2 separate regions of the Mus musculus genome follow, and region 1 is linked to region 2. A link is a loop called in an ENCODE intact Hi-C map of the cell type or tissue named here. Cell type or tissue: heart. All regions are shown on one strand. Links, peaks and the distances in the headings refer to the core of each region. The heading gives the core; the rest is flanking DNA.

Region 1 (9,338 bases), core at 546-8,545, 84 kb before region 2:
ACAAAGTGGCCTAAGCTCGACAGCCTGGGTTTTATCCCTAGTAGCTGTGAAAAGATAGAAGGAGAGAACCAATCCTATGAAGTTATTTTCTGACTTCTTAATATATACCGTGGCATGCACAAACCCCATCACATGTAGACCCACATAGAATAATTAATGAAATTAGTAAGAAAACTATTTTAAATAATTTTAACAACACATATATCTCCTTCTTCAATAATCACGCTGTTATGGATCTCAGAGGAAGCCTAGTCATTTGTAGAGCAGTAAGGTCCTTTCACCATAGACTGAATGCATAAGTTAGAAAATAAGAATAAAAGACAAAGGGCCAGCTGCGAAGACCCCCTTCTGGGATAGACATCTCAAAATATCAACCACTGTAAATAAAGCAAATAAAACTATAAATAATGACAAATCCAAGTTCTTTTCCAGTCACTTAAAAAGGCCATTGACTTGAAGGCAAGTGTTTAGGCAAGGAAAAAGTTCTATTAGGAAATCCAGCATTCCAAAGATAGGGGCTCTCACTAGCAAAAATCCATTTTGCTTAGTACCTGAAGGTGAAAGGCTCAGGTAGGAATTTTAGGGAGGTTTGTCAGATAGGTAGATACCAAGACAGTTACAAACTTAAGTGGGCTGCTTTTCCTAAAGTACAAACTGCTATATCCTGGCAAGGTCACTAGATGTCCTGACTTCCTTCCTTCCTTCCTTCCTTCCTTCCTTCCTTCCTTCCTTCCTTTCTTTCTTTCTTTCTTTCTTTCTTTCTTTCTTTCTTTCTTTCTTTCTTTCTTTCTTTTCTTTCTTGTTATTTTGTTTATTTATGTTTCAAATGTTATCCCTTTTCCCGGTTTCAATTCTGAAAACCCACCACTCTACCACCCCTCTCCCTGCTTCCACTAGGGTGCTCCCCCATCCACCCACTCCCTCCCACAGCTCTATCATTCCCCTACCCTGGGACATCAAGCCTTCACAAGACCCAGGGCTTCTCTTCTGATCAATGCCAGACAAGGTCATTCTCTGCTACACATGCAGCTGGAGCCATGGGTCCTTCTTGTGTACTCTTTCATTGTTGGTTTAGTCTCTGGGAGCTCTGGGGGGGGGGTGTCTACTTGGTTGATATTGTTGTTCTGGCTTGTTGGTTAAGAGCACTGACTGCTCTTCCAGAGGTCCTGAGTTCAATTCCCAGCAACCACATGGTGGCTCACAACCATCTGTAATGGGATCTGAAGCCTTCTTCTGGTGTGCCTGGCTTCTTTAAATGTAAGAATAAGGTAATTATTAGAAAGTCTTGTGCTGGCTGGGCATGGTGGTATACACCTTTTCATTCAAGGCTGGCTTCAACCTCAGAGATCCATCTGCCTCTGCCTCGAAAGTGCTGGGATCAAAGTTGTGCACCCTCAGATTCTAAAAGGTATCTTTAATCTGAGAACAGGAAAAAATGGTCCCCTGGGGAGGGGGAAAGACAACTGTCACTCGAAAAGATAGTGAAGTGCAACTTTTCATAGAACAGTTGCAACCTGCCAGATGGCTCCAGTCAGTGGTGACACCTCTAGCACTTTCAGTCAGTGGGAGAGTCTGTCATCTCCAAAGTTAGTGATTTTTAAAATCAGCTAAAAGCAGCAGAGTTGGAGAACTTATTTAGGTTTTCACCCAGTTACAGTTACAGTTAGAAAACATCATAACACATGCAGCCCTGCCTCATTGATACACGGGAGAGCAAGGCTCTCATAGAGGTTAGGGGCAGAGTCAGAATTCAAGTAAAACTAAATATTACCTAAACGTTCTTGTATAAAATTTTTTTCAAGAATCAGAAAGTAGAAAGACTTGAATGACTAATAGCTACATGCTCATTATTCAACTTCAGAAATTATTAATCTGCTCATTTTCTTAAAAAGATTTTGAATCTGAGTCTGCTGTCATTTATATGACTCCAGAGTGTTTGCTATTCTAAAGGGTGTCTCAGAGAACAAACCCTAGCAAAGAGAAAGACAGGAATCAAACCAAGGATATAGTGTAAGAAACACAGGCAGATGGTCGATCGACACTTACAATGTAAAAAATTTGCTCACTTTCTCTTTTCTTTATTTCTTTTTTTCTTTTTCGGAACAGTAGCCTGGAGAACACAGACTTAGTCTAAAGGGACGCTGTTCCTTTAAGTTGCTTACTGATCCCACCCAGATCTTGCACCTTGGCCAAATGCCTGACCACTCTAGTAAACAAGAATAAGAGATTGAAAAAAAAATCAAAAGCAAAGACAATTATTTCCCAGAGTACCAAACAATATCAAATAGCTAACTCTACTTAGCAATAGTCCTTGCTGTGGACATCTGCTACACTGTTCTCTTTCCTGTCTGACAGACTTCCTAAGGTAAGACAGAGCTGCTTGGTTTTAATCCTTAAACTCCATCTAGGAACTGTGCAAGGATAAACGGCTGATGATCTTGTCATGTGAAGAAAACTTATTGAAAACTTTGCCCTCTGCTGTGACTCAAAACCAATTGTTAGACAAACATGAATACTGGCTAAGTATGTAAACTTAAGACTAAATATTAAAGATACTTAATTTTTCCTTTTGCAAATTTTATTCTAAATTTACAATCTACTAAACTGTAGCACAATAATGTTAATATCTTTGGCGGGAACTTTTTAAAAATTTGAAATGGATTTCTACAATTCAGAATTCATTTTAGGATATTTTAGCATTTGACTAATTTAGAAATTTGAATAAAAATTATCCAATCATTTTGTCTTCATGTAGAAACCAGGAAAATGCAAATACTGAGGTAAAATTATTAAAATCTACTAAAATTTGTTTTATTTCTGAAAAATTATACAATATAGTCTCTTGAATGTATTGACCCTGTTAATTGACTTGAAATAAGTTTTAGGTAAAATTTCAAAATACAGCATTTGTCAAAAGAGCTGCATTTTAAATAAAATTTAGCCATAGCCATATTGACATTGAGGTTTTAATTTCTGTCATTTAACTAACTGTACTCTCTATCTCTTTTAATCATTTGTACATCTTTCTAAAAGATAAGAACTATTAAGAACTCAGGCAATAGGATGCTCTGAAAGTGGTTAGAAGTGGGTGACCTCTCACAGTGTCTAACAGAGTCAGGGAGGTCGGGGAGATAAGAGAATGGAAAAGCTAGAGAAAGAAAAATAAAGCCAAGAGGATTCCCTGCGGACCCCACAGGAAAGCAAAAAAGTTTGTGTCAGGTGCCTAACCAACAGCCTCAGAAGAAACCATAACACAGAGATATTATGGTTATTGTCATGCTTGAGTGGTGTCAGTGGCTATTAGACACATGAGGATTAAGTTCTATGGTCCGGAATGCCTGAGATGTTTCTCCTGGTATGGGTGCAAGAAAGAAAACCCCTGTATAACATTAATGATTTGTTTTTCCCTCTGAAAATGCAGTAGCAGCTGTGTGTGTCTACACAACTTTATCTTTTCACTAAGCTTCAGAATCAAAGAAGCAGCTCTTTCATGTTCACCTTGGCTAAAACAGGGGTGCCATTTCTATGTTCTATTTCCTTAGCCCAGTTCTAGTGGGGTTTAGTTTGTGTTTTTGCTTTGACTACCCACTGCCTTCAGATCTTAGTATAGCTGGTCGAGAGCTTGGTTGACATTTAGACAATTGCTCTCAGCACATGCGCCAACACAGGTGCTTCACACAGAAGTGAAGTTCTGTTAATAAGCTTCCTGCTGCCTGCTATTTGAGGAAGAAACAGTGGCCTGAAGCCAGCAGTAGCGTTATCTCCAGCCAAACAGTTTTGCTTCTTTGTGGGATTTAATCCATCTGCCTGTCTGAAAGAAGTCCGTCTCCCAGCTCACCCATCACTGCCGTTGCATGTATTATTCCCACCCTGGATTGAAGAGTCTGGAAAAATCATGGTCGTGAATTTCCAGTTCACATTTTCTGAAGGCAAGGTGCCAAAAGGAGGAAAATGTGATTCCTTTTCCAGACCTTGTGGAGTTAATGCAGCCGAAGGAGGCAAGCACTCGGAAACCACGCCGATTGTCAATTCTAAATAAACCTTTTGTTCCTGTTCCCTTGGGTATCCTGAGCTAGCAACATATCAGTCTCCTTTTGTCAGGAAATTCTGTGGATTTAAACATCACTGTGTGTGCAGCTGGGCATATTGAACTGATACAGATGACTGAGAATTTTAATAGAGAATTAGAGTTTTCATTGTTTACATAGAAAAAAATAGTTGGGTTAAAGGGGTAGGCCTCTGACTTCAGATCTTTCCCCATTTTGCTTGGAAGTCTCTTTTAAGCAAACCTAGTGGGTTTTGTAGTCAAATTAATTTTTATTCATTAGATATGCAGTTCCACTGTGGAACCTGATGAAGATAAACTTTCCAAAGCAAGAGAAAAGAGAAAAGAGAAAAGAGAAGAGAGAAAAGAGAAGAGAAAAGAGAAAGGAGAAAAGAGAAAAGAGAAAAGAGAAAAGAGAAAAGAGGAGAGAGAAAAGAGAAAAGAGAAAAGAGAAGAGAAAAGAGAAAGGAGAAAAGAGAAAAGAGAAAAGAAAAGAGAAAGGAGCTATGGAAAGCTGAGGAAGAATTTTATTCTAACTTGACTTGATTCACTGACGCTGTGTGCACATCACAGCAAGACTGAAAACGTAGTGGTTCTGTGTGACCCAAAGAGTTGGCTTTGCTAAGCATCAGTTATAGTAAAAATGAATATAACAAACATGCAGTCACCTGAATTCACTCTGAGCGATCTGGAAATGATAAAGCAGATACTGGGATGGAAGCATAGTCCCAGAACAGTGTGGGACTGAGAAACTGATCAATGGCATTCCCTATTCCAAGCTCTCTGTAATATAGGAAGAAAGTAGTGCTGCTTAAATACAATGACTTCGATAGAAGTGAATGCTTACCAAGAAATGTCTGGTCATGGTACCATGACTTGCTTAGCTTAGAAACTTTAAAAATCTCAGTGTGAGTGTTTTACTTGAAATGTGAATGTGTGTGTGTGAGTGTATGTGTGTTTGTTTGTGTTTGAGTGAGTCAGTGTGTGTGTGTGTGTGTGTGTGTGTGTAAAGTTCAGAGGATAGCTTTCTGAAATTAGCTCTCTCCTTACTCTGTGTGTTTGAGTGAGTCATGGTGTGTATATGTGTATGTGTGTATGTGTGTGTGTGTGTGTGTGTGTGTGTATGTGTGTTTGTGTTTGAGTGAGTCAGTGTGTGTGTATATATATGTGTGTGTGTGTATATATGTGTGTGTGTATATATGTGTGTGTGTATATGTGTGTGTGTGTATGTGTATATGTGTGTGTGTGTGTATGTGTGTGTGTATGTGTGTGTGTGTGTGTGTGTGTGTGTGTGTATGTGTGTGTGTGTGTGTGTGTGTGTGTGTGTGTGTGTGTGTGTGTAAAGATCAGAGGATAGTTTTCTGAAGTTCTCTTCTTATACTACGTGGGTCCTAGAGAATCAAAGTCAGGTCATCATGATTGGTGTCAAGTTCCTTAACTTACCATGTTGTTGGCCCAAATCACAGCCTTTGACTCTACAGGCTTGAGACTATTTATTTATGTTTAATTAGTTAATTAATTAATTTATTCTCTCTCTCTCTCTCTCTCTCTCTCTCTCTCTCTCTCTCTCGCCTGACAGGTAACTTGTGTATATTTTATGACTTCCAGCTGGTGTTTTTATGGGAGTCTAGAGTGTACAAATGAGTCTCGGTTTTTTGTGCCTTCTTTTGGGTTCTTTTTTCATCACATTACAATTCCTTAGAAACCTGTTTGTTTTCTTGTTCTTTTCTTTCTTTTTTTAAAGACTTATTTATTTAGACTGTCACTCTCTTTAGACCTACCAGAAGAGGGCATTGGATCCCACTACAGATGGTTGTGAAATGCCATGTGGTTGATGAGAATTAACTCAGGACCTCTGGAAGAGCAGTCAGTGCCCTTAAGCTCTGAGTCATCTCTTCAGCCCACCTTCTTGTTTTCTAATGAGAGACAGGAAGGGGATGGATCTGGGTGGGAAGGGAGATGGGGAAGGACTGGGAGGAATAGAGGGAGGAGAAACCGTAATCAAGAAATGAGGAAAATTATTTTCAATAAAAGAGAAAAGGTAAATATTACCTTTTATGGAAGTATTTATAACTGAATTTTCCATTTCAAGGTGTTACCAGGCAGATGAATTTTTACCATCTACCATAATGAGGAGAAGAGACGTTGCCTTCTGTCTTCTGCTTTTGCCAGCTTTTATGACTCAAGCAGTGTATGGACAAAGAAAGAAAGGACCAAAGCCAAACACACTTGCAAGGAAAAATGACTTCCAGGGTAAAAAAAAAGAAAGCATTTTTTTTTAAAGTTTTAGTTTTAGCCTGTGAAATCACTAACATAAGATTTTAAAATAGTGTTTGGTTTAAATAGCAAATCATGTGTAGTATACATGTAATATTCTGCTTGATAAACTTATACCACTGTAGTAATAAGCCCTAAGTATCTAGATTTTAGAGATTTAGAACACTTTGTTTCATTTTAACTTCAATTGTAAATCAGAACACTTAAATGACATATTTAAGGCCAGAGACAAGTCAGCTATTAAGAAACCGATCTAGAATTCATTTTCAACTTTGAAAAGTTTCTTTTCCTGTTCTATTCCTATGATGAATGCAGACACATTTTCTCATTTGGTTTCAAGGTACTAATATGATGTAACCCAACTGTTAGACAGACATTTTTTTGATTTACCTTTTGACGCCTTTTCCTAGTATTTAATTTTAAAAATATGCTGCACTTTCTTTTTTTAATGCTTTAAGTGGTATAACCTTTGTGTTCTCTTTCAGATGCCATTTGCTTCATAGATGTTGTCTTTATCTTGGACAGCTCAGAAAGCTCCAAAATTGTACTCTTTGATAATCAGAAAGATTTTGTGGACAGCTTGAGTGAGAAGATTTTCCAGTTGACTCCTGGCCGTTCATTAAAATATGACATCAAGCTGGCAGCCCTTCAGTTTAGCAGCTCGGTCCAGATTGATCCACCCTTGTCTTCTTGGAAGGATCTCCGGACATTTAAGCAGCGGGTCAAGTCTCTGAATTTAATTGGGCAAGGTACCTTTTCTTATTATGCCATCTCCAATGCCACAAGGCTACTTAAAAGAGAAGGGCGTAAAGATGGCGTGAAGGTGGCTTTGCTGATGACTGATGGCATCGATCATCCCAAGAGCCCAGATGTCCAAAGTATTTCTGAAGATGCTAGAATTTTGGGAATATCATTTATCACCGTTGGACTTTCCACTGTGGTCAATGAAGCCAAACTTCGTTTGATATCTGGGGATCCTTCCAATGAACCCGTTCTACTATTGAGTGACCCAACACTTGTAGACAGAATTCAGGAACGCCTGGTAGGTACCTAGAGGGATATATATATATATATATCCTTGCTGTATAGTCATATTGCAGTTATTTAACAGTAGATACAAAACATTGACAACGTAGGATTCTCATTGGATACAGAACATGAAACTTTCTGGATTTTCTTTCCACTACCTTGACAATCTACTGGGAATATCAGAAGTTTGTTCCCTGAAGCTACATCCCTAACTTTGTCATACCCTGACGATTTGGGAATGATTGCTTTTGAAGCATACACCATAGTCTACTGTTTACTTATCCTAAAATCCCATACATTGTTGACTTACACTCCTCGGTTATCAGTCTGTGGTCGGCCTTATTTGTTTTAACTTCGTCCTTCCTTATCTCCCATTTGCATGATTATCTTTGACCATTTTACCTATTTCCATGTCATAATACTTTAAAATTCAGACTTGCAATTTAAATGTGTTTCTGTCTTTATTTCTTATACATTACAAGCCTGTCTATATTACTTTTACTATTGCTTGACAAAGCAATCTAAGAAAGGAAGAAACTATTTTGGTTAACTAATTGAGGGTAATCCTTAATAGGATTGAGCCAATTTAGACTGGAGTCAGAAATCATTGCCTAGCCCATTGTTCCCAGGTGAGTCTCATTGAGAGCAGACATTTCACATGAAATTTAAGGTGCTAGCCCTGCAGTCTCTAGCCCTGCCTGTGCCCTTGGCTCCAGGCATCACTCCTCTCAGCTGTCCATCATGGTAGCTTGTCATTGCTTCCCCCTCTTCATCTCTAGTGTGAGAAGGGCTGACTCCAGAAGGCACAGAGCAGACAGCTCCTTGTTTGGCCAGATGTTCAGGCGCAGGATGTTGCTACTTCCTCTAGATACATCCTTGCTGAGATTCCTGCCCAGCTGAGGAGAGGAGCTTTTGGCAGTGGATTCGGGCTAGGACTGTTTCTAGGGAAACAGAAGATGACCAATGAGATTCCACTTCCTTAGCACCCTGTGACTTCAGCTTGTTTGCTCAGATGTCACTTCTGGGAATAACCCTTCCTTGACAGGGAGATACTGCTTTCCAGATGCATTCCAGGTCCAGAGTACTAGTCAGCTTTTGAAAGAAAAGCACACCAACATTCATTGTCCCTCTCTATAAAGCAGGACCGGAATTTTTTTTTTTTAAACCAGATCCTTGAGAAAATTCCTCATTTAATTACATTCTTAGCTGACATTTTAACTTTTTTATATTTAAATTCTTATGTGGTTAGGCTTTTAAAAAAATGTAGGCATGATTTCAGAATAGAAATGCGTTAAAGCACACAATTCCATGGGTTTTGACAGGTACACACAGTCATGTAACCACCAACATGATTATAATGTAGACATTTCCATCACTTAGAAATGCCTACTCAAACTTCCTTGTGATCCCTCTCCCCCTCTCCCCAGCCCTAGAGCTCCTGACCTGACTTTCACCACTCAGGATGAGTAAACACTTCACACCATTCTACAGAAATAAACCCATATTGTATGTACCCATCAGTGTTTGGCTCCTTATACTGAAAGTACTAATTTTGAAATGAATTTAGGTTCTTTTGCGGAGGTCAGCAGCCTACTCATTTTTATTGCAATGCTCAGTTTAGTTGGCTTTACTGGACACAATTGTCCAGAATAAATAGATGTTTTTTCAGGAACCAAGCTGAATAAAGACAAATCCCTTAGCATCTTTCATAGGAAGTATCATGTAAGAGCCTCTAAGAGGAAACCTTTCAGCTCTAAAATACCAAACAGGATGCAGTGATTCCTATTGAAGGGAATGTGCAGAGTATCTTATTGTTAAGTTTATTGTAATTTACATGTGAAACAAATTCAGTCTAATGTTCTAGATGCATCACTTAGTCCTTAAGAAGAATAAGACAGTATAAAAGTTAATATTTAAAAATCTGGAGCTGGGCAGTGGCGGCACACACCTTTAGTCCCAGCACTTGGAAGGCAGAGTCAGGCAGATT
Region 2 (9,338 bases), core at 367-8,366:
TGATGCTGCTTCTGCCAGGCTCACTGCCATACTTCTCTGACATCATTGGCTGAAGTTGTCTTCATTGACAAGCATCCCACCCATGCTGTCTCTTTGCTGTTTCCGATCCAGTGAGCCATTATCCTCCCACTTACTTTTGTTTCTGTCTGAAATCCTTCCCTCCTATGTCTACCTTCCTTTTCATCTGTGAGGCCATCCTGCCCAGCATTTCTAGAGCTGTTATGCCTCCCTTGCTTAGGATTCAAAATAGTATGCTTTTTACCCGTCCTTAATCATTCTGTCCCGTAAGCTCTGCTGAGGATGGAAACTTGGGGCTGTTTGGACCTTTCTTCCCCATGTTTGACCTGTGTTCTTAGGACATAGTGAGCACTCAAAAACAAAAACAAAAAACTTGAAGGAAGATGTGAAATGGTCAATACTGTTTCTTCACACACATTGCTGTTTTTTGAGATAGTGCTGTCTCACTATGCAACCCTGGCTGGCTGGGAACTTGCTATGTAGACTAGCAAGAGACAGAGATCAGCCTGCCTCAGTTTCCTGGGTGCTAGGATTAGAGGTGTGTACCACCACACCTGTCCTCCCTGGCCATTTCAGCTTAGTTTTCTCAGAGAAATTTCTTTAATTCCTTCATTTTGCTGCCTTTCATATTAATTTTTGACATATTATTGGAAGAATTTAAAAATACTTTTCACCAGTTTGTCTCTCAAATCTCATTTTATCTCACACTTCATTAATTTTATATGTTTAAATATTATTAAATATATTCCTAAGGAAAGATTTTAGTCTTTATAGTAACTTTAGATGGTTTAGGATGTGAGAGAAATGGCAATGGCTAATAAATGTAAATTGATACAAATTCTAGGTTGTTCTTATGTATTTGGGAATATTTATGCATACACATAGGCATATATGTGTATAAGAACAATGAATAAAAAATGGACATGAATTTGAAAGAGAGCAGGGAGGGGTATATGGGAAGGTTTGCAGGGCAGGGAGAGAGGGTAAATGATGTAATTATATTATAATGTCAAAAACTAAAATAGATAATACAAATTTCACTAAAGATAAAAAATTTAGATTAAAAAAATGAATATACCACTAATTGTTTTGGTACACTTGGACTATAAATTATAGAAAGGATGAGAAGATTGGATTTTTTCCGTGTTGAATTTGTTGAAAGCATCAAGATAGATTTTAGTCTAGGTTAGTTCTAGATTATGAAGACCTGGGTAAATGAACTTTTGTCTACTTATATTTTGACAGGGGGATTTGGGACCTGTGGGACCGCAGGGGCCAGCGGGAATTCCTGGCATCGGAAGCCAAGGCGAGCAGGTAAGCAGTGATTGCTTCTTCTCCCCTGGCACTGAACATTTCATTTCAGCCCTGTGTTTAGGCCGGCAAGCATCGGTGTTCATGTGACAATTGAATTCCAGTGGGGTTTACATTCAGAATAATGCAGGAAAGGGCCCAATAGTATCATGAGGCTATTATAATTTTAGAACTTTCAGAGAGTAAAAAACCAAATAAATTACGTGTTTCTTGGTGCCATGTTTTTTGTTTTACCCCCCCCCCCAACCATTCACCTACCTAACTATAATATTATTACTTAAGTACCAGAATCGGAAGTGATGACTTAATTCAAAGACATCCATCCCAAATAGAAGCCCACAGTGGGATTTATTTGTAAAGGACATGGGTCCTCTTATGGTCAGAAGAAGGAAAGGATGTCTGTGCTCAGAGCTAGAACTGCTTCTAAAACCCTTGAATACTTGGGGAAGGCAGAAAACTGTCAAATGTTAATGGTTTGGAGCCAGGACACAAGCGCTCTCTGCTATTGTTCACTCTCTGCCTTTAGCCATGCACTCTCATTTAATGAAAGCCCCCAGCAAATACAGATTTATTGCCCTAGTTACAAAGTGGCAAGCACATTGGATTAGAATTTATGACTACGGTTTGAATAGTGATGTGGCCTGGAGACTTCGTAGTACTTCCTTGACCTCGAGTGATGAGGGAAGCAAAAGATGTGAAAGTGAGGGAATTCCAAATCTCATTGTTGACCTGTAATGTCAAGTTTATTTCTAAGAATTCTTTATCATTATTACTACATATTTGTCATCCCAAGAAACAGTAAGGCTGGCAGATACTTCTTTTCTCACTTCCTCATGCTTGGCAGAGTTCCCAGTCTAATATGCTAGGAGCTTTAAGGTGCAGAAGACAATCAAGGTCGTTCAGTGACTAAGTATTGAGGTAATAATTAAGAGCTGGGCATTCTGGCTACTGATGAGGCTGGGCTGACTCACAAGCCCTGCAGTTTGCCTGCTGGGCCCTGCAGGGATACCTTCTGGTCCTGGGATCCTGGCAGCACTGTTACATCCTGAGTTTTGTGGTTTGTTGGGGCTGAGATACAAATCTGGGACTCAGATGAGTTCAAAGACGGACCAGTCCGTCCAGATGGTCTGTGAGTTCTGAACCTCCCACTTGTGGCTTCCTGGACTCCTGTTTCCTTTAATGCCAGTTCTTGATGGAGATTGTTATTTATTTATTTATTTTGTTAGTATTTCTTCATTACAAAGGAAAATAAAAAACAAAACAAAACAAAAAAACTTAAAGTCAAAATGCCTTTATGGGGCTGATCTTTAATGGGTAGGAGAATTAATGGAATGAAGTATTTGTAAACTTCTCTGTACCAAGAAAGCATTATTTATTGTTTTTAAGAGAAATGGCATAAATACTACATAAATTTAATCTCTTTAGTTCTGCTCGTAGCCTTAGTCTAGCCTATTCTTGTTCTCATCATTTCTTCCTGCATTACTTGCTTATAGAAATATATTTCTCCATTCATCTATTAAATCTGTTTCTAGCAACCCTTAGACAATGTCCTTTGGATGGCATGTAAATTTCATTATATATTTAGAAACTTAATCATGTTTCACAGAATAAAATAAAATGTAGGTAATAATATACAGCTATGTGTATGGTTCTACAATACCTATTGAAACAAATGCCCCATGTACATGCTATGGTACTTTGTTCCCTGTATCATTGAGTGATACTTGTGGGTAGCTATAAAACTTAGAAAACTTCCTTCTTAGAACTACTATAGCTCCCCTAACTGATGTGGACTGCTCAGTCTCATCAATCATACGCAAGAGAATGCTATTTGCTGTTTATTTTATATGTGTGAGTGCTCCCTACATGTATGTACATACATGTACATACATGCTTATTACTTGTGGAGGCCAGAAGAAGGCACCAGATTCCCCAGAATTGAGGTGCAGATGATTGCCAGTGTGAACTTAAATATTCCGTACGATTAGCCAGTACTCTTTGTCACTGAGCCAACTTTCCAACTCCGATATCTATATTTTACAAAAGACAAGCAGCTATATTATCTAACTGGAGCAAAAGGGATAATGTTTTGTATTATGTAAGTATTAATTAACATGTTCTGTAAACACAGTTTCTACAGTTACAGGATGTGGGATGCAAGCAAGCATAATTTCATTGTTTTCCTCTTGATAGTCTTTAATAATTATTTCCCAGTGGGGGTTATGTCTTCTCTTTCCTGCCACTTAATGAAGTTTCCAGCTGAGCACTTTGGATCACTTTTACACAATGGCAGTTGTAAGGTTGCTGCATGTTGCAAATATCAAATAATAGTTTGGTATCTGGGAACAAAACTGCACCTGGTGACTCTTAACTTCCTCTTAATCTTCATTATGTGGTACAGGCTGGAGGCGATGAGGCATTCTCTTTTCTCCTAAGCTGAGGTAGAGAGAGACTTGGCAGGAGAACATGAAAGCTCTTTCTAGATTGTTTCTGCGGTACATGGCTTTTGCTGTCAAGATTTGGGAGACAAATGCTCTGACCTCTCACTGGTGCGACTCTTTCATTGGCCCTTTGGCCATTCTCCTAGGATGTGGAGGAAAACTTTCCTCCAGCTGCACTTCCTATCAGCCTCTGTTTTTGCTGAGGCTTTGTTCTCTCCGTTGCGGTTGTTTTGTCCTCTTGGTCACCTGGACGAGATTCAAGACCGTTCCAAGCCACCCTTGCCTCCTCCTTGTAATGCATTTCATCAACAGGAATCTCTTACATGCCTCAGCTCTGATAAAATCTGGGTACACAGGATGATCCCAGTCTGGCCTCTTTGAGCTCCCATAGGCTATTTTAGGTTCCTCGGGACTGAGTCAGTCCCCTGTGTCCCCTGACCCAAATCAAAGTATAAGTGTCTTCATTGAAATCCTCCTTCTAAGGTCAGTAAAGGGAGCCACAACCAAACCCCTTCCCATCCTCTACAAAGAAAACGCCTAGTAAGCTAGAGAAATTTGTCCAGAAGAGAAGTTGGTAAGTCCTATACTCCTCTACCTCAATTTACCTACAGAGTGTGGTGAGGAGTTGTGTATTTAAACATGTTACACTTTCATGTCTGTCAGCTTGCTTTGGAGGGTCCAGATCTTTAATATGCCATTGCGTCCAATAAAAAAAGTACACTTCTCTGCGTGTCATATATACATGCAGGAAGAAAAAAAGCTGTGTATTTGTTTAGCACTGTGGAATTTCCCTGTTTATATTGAAAATTTCAGGCTGGGCAGAGGCTGTGTTCATGAGTGTTGTCAAGGGTCCAGGCATCTTCTTTCTTGTTAATCTGTCTCCCTGGGCGGCTATCTTCATCTACGTGGTCTGAGACGACCACGTGGCTTAACTCCATTCACAGGAAGAAGAGGAGGACAGAGTCCTTCTTCCTTCAGAATGAATGGGAACGTGCATACATCATTCCACACCCACATCCTAACAGCCACAGCCAGGTCCATTTAACCACATCTGACCTCTATGAGGCAGCATGTACTTTGATTTTTTTTTTTTTTTTTTTTTTTTTTTTTGAGACAAGGTCTTACTATGTAGGCGTTGACTGCTCTGGAATTCACTATATAGAACAGGATGCCCTCAAACTCATAGAGATTGTCCTCTTACTGCCTCCCAAATCCTGGGATTAAAGTTGTTTACTGGAAGCATGAGATTTATTCCAAGTATACATGTGGGTTAACTAAAATTTCTCTTACTATCATAGAAGGAAAGGATATACATTGGGTTTAAGCAATGGGATTTGACTAGAAGCTTCCAGCTGTCCAGTCAATTTGTTATGGGGAGCTAAACTTTCACTCTAAAAGACACAAGACTGTTCTCCATGTCTTAATTTCACTAACATTTAAAACTTTTATTCTGAAGGGGATCCAAGGTCCATCTGGTCCACCTGGTCCTCAAGGACCCCCAGGACAAGGCTCACCTGGTCCTAAGGTAATTTTCTAAATGACAGAGATGTTTAGTATATTTATGGTATAATTGTTGTTTATGATTAATGTTCAATGACTGCAAAAGGACAGATGGAATTCACTTGAAAATCAGAACATCCTATGCCAAATAATACTGATATTATTAATGACTTAGTCTAACATTCTTTTTGCTTTATGATGGATGCTTTTATTTGCATAGCCTTTATTTATATATTGTTTATATTTTAATTATTGAGAGCATATTCTAGCAGTGCAAATAGGCAACATTCTCTGGACTGGTGGCCTTGCATTCTCACCGGTATTCCCACAGTGGGTTCAAGTTCTAGAACCTGAAAAAGATGGAGACAGAATAATCTAAAGAGTAAGAGTTTACCTTGCACTTTGGAATCAGATTATCTCTTAATTTGGAATCCTTTTTCATCCCTTGAGAAGAGGCAATTAGTATGTAATTAGCTACTATCAGTACTTTTTTCAGGAATTCGTTGTTAAATAGATAGATAGATAGATAGATAGATAGATAGATAGATAGATAGATAGATAGATGATAGACAGATAAGAAAGGTACTTCTCAGAGGTGCTTGCTCACCGTGGAGCACACATATAAGAAGAAAGACATCATTTCTACCCTTTAGATTTGTTTATTTGTTTGTTTTAGGGGGTGTGTGGGGAAGAAGAGATCTTTCTATGTAGATTAGGTTAGTCTCTGACACTCAGGATCACCCTGTGTCGGTCTGCCTCTATAGTGCTGAGATTATAGGTGTGTGTCATTTGAGGTTTTACTTGGGGCTCATCACTGACAGCTCAGGATGGTCTCTGGTTGTTGCTCACCTGGGCTCTCCATATGTATGTTTAACTATTAGATAAGGGAACTTTTTTGTTTGTTTGTTTGTTTGTTTGTTTTTTGTTTTTTGTTTTTTTGTTGTTGTTGTTTTGAGACAGGGTTTATCTGTATAGCCCTGGCTGTCCTGAAACTCACTTTGAAGACCAGGCTGGCTGTGTCTGTGCATGTGTGTATGTGTGTATGTATGTATGTGAATTAAGTATATTTTTACTTTGATCATTTTACTTTGTTGATATACAAAAGTTCTGAGGAAATCAAAGGCAGGAATGTATTAGTTTTATTTTGCTTCAATATTTAAATATTCTTTCCTTCCCAGGGAGAAGTAGGTCAGATGGGACCCACAGGGCCTAGAGGACCAATGGGCATTGGAGTACAGGGTCCAAAGGTGAGCTGATTGCTTCTAAGATGCTACTAAGACATGTACATTATACAGTGTAAGGTTTTCTTCACTCCTGAATGCAAGGAAGAGCATGCATCCATCATCTGAAGGTGTATACTTTGTTTCTCTTAACTTTAAAATATGGAAGAAAAGTATAGTCATTACTTGCTCAGTTTCCTTGGTGTTTCTATTGGAAGGAGTTGTTAGGGAATTCCTGCTTTCCTCCGGGCAGGAACCTTGTTCATCTTGGTTGTTATTGAATGCTTTTGACCACATGGTATGCCTCAAACACTGCTGAACGGGTCAAGGGTGAATTGCTACTTGCTGTACCCGTCATAGGTTCTGTACTTAACCTGAAGGTATATAGACTCTAGTGAGCTACACTGAGCTTTGAACTTCTTCACTGTTTGGTTATCACTGGCAGAGTCTTACAAACATTTGGGTAGTAGAAGAATATATCAGATGTAAGCTTAACAAGAACATACATATCACATATATATAAAGAGATAATTACAAAATATCCTAACATTGTATTATTATTATCATCATTATAGTTATAATTACTATATTAATAAACAATAAAAGATTATTTTTTGCATGGCTTTGATATAATATATACTATGTTAAATGCTAATTATGATATATATATGTGTGTGTGTGTACACAGACATAAAAATATACATATGGGTACATGTATACACATGTAGTATACAATTTTTATGTCAATTTAGAGAGACAGTCCACAGTATGTTAAGGATCTTCAGTTAGACCACATAGGTTTAAATTCCAGTTTTTTCAGTAATCTTAAGGTTCTGTCACTTTAAAAAGAACTTCACTGTATGACAGCATCTCATTTCAAGTTTCCTCTCTTTCCAGCTTGTGGTAGTTAATGTGCTTCTCCTGTCTCACTTATGCGCTACCATAACCACATTTTCCTTTGCATATGCCAGTCTTTTAAAAACCACACAAAAGTGCAACTGTAAAGTCACAGAACACCCAGTCCTCTATTTGGATGCTGCAGGAATCCTGTCTCACATGGATACCATGTCATCTCTTCATATTCACAGCATAGCCTCGTCTTAACTGAAAAAAATATGAAATATACCAAAATACATCTCATCATTTTAATTTTTATTCCCTGGAAACTAAATGAACAGCTTTTTCAAGTGCTCAGGGGACCTTCAATTTTCTTTATGTAGATTCTGTAGATCTTTAGTACTTTATGCTAGGTTTTCATCGTTAGAGTTCTTTATATGTCTGGATACTAAGCTTTTTTGGCAGGATTACAAATATCTTTCCCTAAGTTGTAACTGTCATTTATCCTTTTAGTGTATAGTTTGACATTTTGATGTGTTTCTCTCATTTTATGTCTTGTGCTTTTAAAATATTATTTTAAAACACCTTAAAGTCATGAAAGTATTCCCATGTAGTTTTCTGAAAAATGTATTCTTCACTTTTTAAAGTTGTCTTTTACCTTTGTGTGTATGGAAGGGGTCAGTGTGAGGAATCTGGTTTTCCCTGTATCGACAACATGTCTCTGTTCTGATGTTGAAAACACCATTTTGCCACACTGGTTTGTAACGGCGCCCATATCTTGTATCAATTTACCTGTATATGTCAATAGTAATCAATATTTAGATCTCTGTTCTGTTCCCGCTGTCTATTTGTATTTCTATGTACTATTGCCTTCCTGTCTTGATTCTTCCTAATTTAAAATATGTTTTATCACTGGGATACAGCTCAGTTGGTAGAGTGCTTGCTTAGCATGTGGGCAGCCTGTGGGAAGCCCTGGATTCAGTCTCCAGCACCATGTAAGCCTGTGTGGTGGTACATGTCTGTAATTCCAGCACTCAGGAGGCAGAGGCAAGAGAACATACAGTCAGGGGCATTCTTGGGGCCACACAGCAAATTAGAGGTCAACCTGGGATACATAAAACCCTTTCTCAAGGGGAAAAAAAAACAACATCACATAACAGGAATACACTTATCTTTCTTGCTTACTGTTCATTCTAGTACATTTTAGGATTAGGTTGGTTTGTCAAATTTAATAAAATATCTTATCAAATCTACAGATTAGCTATTGAGCTCTTCCAACTACAGAGTAAGGATTTCTAACTTTTCAGGAAAATATTTTCACTTCTTCTATAGAGATCTTCTATCCCATAAAGTCATTCTTAGGCTCCCCAAAAGAAATCTAGGCAGTACGAATAATTCTCTTTCCAACACCTTCTGATTAGCTACTGCAGGCTATCGGAGAAGCACTTGGTTTGTTTACTTGGTTTTGTTTTAGTTTTTGGCATGTCGAGATTCATATGAAGTCACTTTATGAAATCACTTACTATTCCTGATTGATGTATTCGTTACCTTTCCTTTTACCTATCGTCATATTATTTGAATAAAAATAAAAGTACATGATAAAGTATATCTTTGAAATACTCCCTTAGGTCAAAGAAATCCTCTTCTATTTCAACTTTTATCAAAGTTTTGCTAAGTTTTTATAAATAAATAATGAATTTCTGTCAACTTCAATGGCTACTAAAATAGTTGTAGTAATTTTTCATTTTTACACCTTTTTTTTTTTTTTTTTTTTTTTTTTTGGTTTTTCGAGACAGGGTTTCTCTGTATAGCCCTGGCTGTCCTGGAACTCTCTTTGTAGACCAGGCTGGCCTCAAACTCAGAAATGCGCCGGTCTCTGCCTCCTGAGTGCTGGGATTAAAGGTGTGCACCACCACACCTGGCCCTTTTTACACTGTTAACCTGATATACTAATAGAGCTTTTAGTTGTTGAACCATTTCTTTTTTTTAAGTAAACACAACTTTTTTAGGT

Evidence for each region. Peaks named below come from ENCODE experiments on the same cell type or tissue, not always from the same donor. Only the 100,000 strongest peaks of a DNase experiment are listed, where the experiment ranks them.
Region 1: a loop joins it to region 2, with 6 times the contacts of the local background. A loop is called at or near these places in 6 of 42 quality-filtered maps.

What each region holds. Positions count from the first base shown.
Region 1 is chr6:8,173,192-8,182,529 of GRCm38, reverse strand. It overlaps Col28a1 (collagen, type XXVIII, alpha 1), which reads left to right. Exons shown (of 35, transcript NM_001037865.1): 2 at 6,138-6,298; 3 at 6,808-7,364. The coding sequence starts at 6,175. Among named protein-coding and RNA genes, the nearest start is that of Col28a1, 15 kb to the left of the region's middle. In heart, for the core only: no CTCF peak of the experiment used is centred there; DNase peaks (open chromatin) are centred at 3,919 and 8,209.
Region 2 is chr6:8,089,020-8,098,357 of GRCm38, reverse strand. It overlaps Col28a1 (collagen, type XXVIII, alpha 1), which reads left to right. Exons shown (of 35, transcript NM_001037865.1): 16 at 1,264-1,332; 17 at 5,227-5,295; 18 at 6,449-6,517. Among named protein-coding and RNA genes, the nearest start is that of Gm35384, 94 kb to the right of the region's middle. In heart, for the core only: no CTCF peak of the experiment used is centred there; a DNase peak (open chromatin) is centred at 3,987.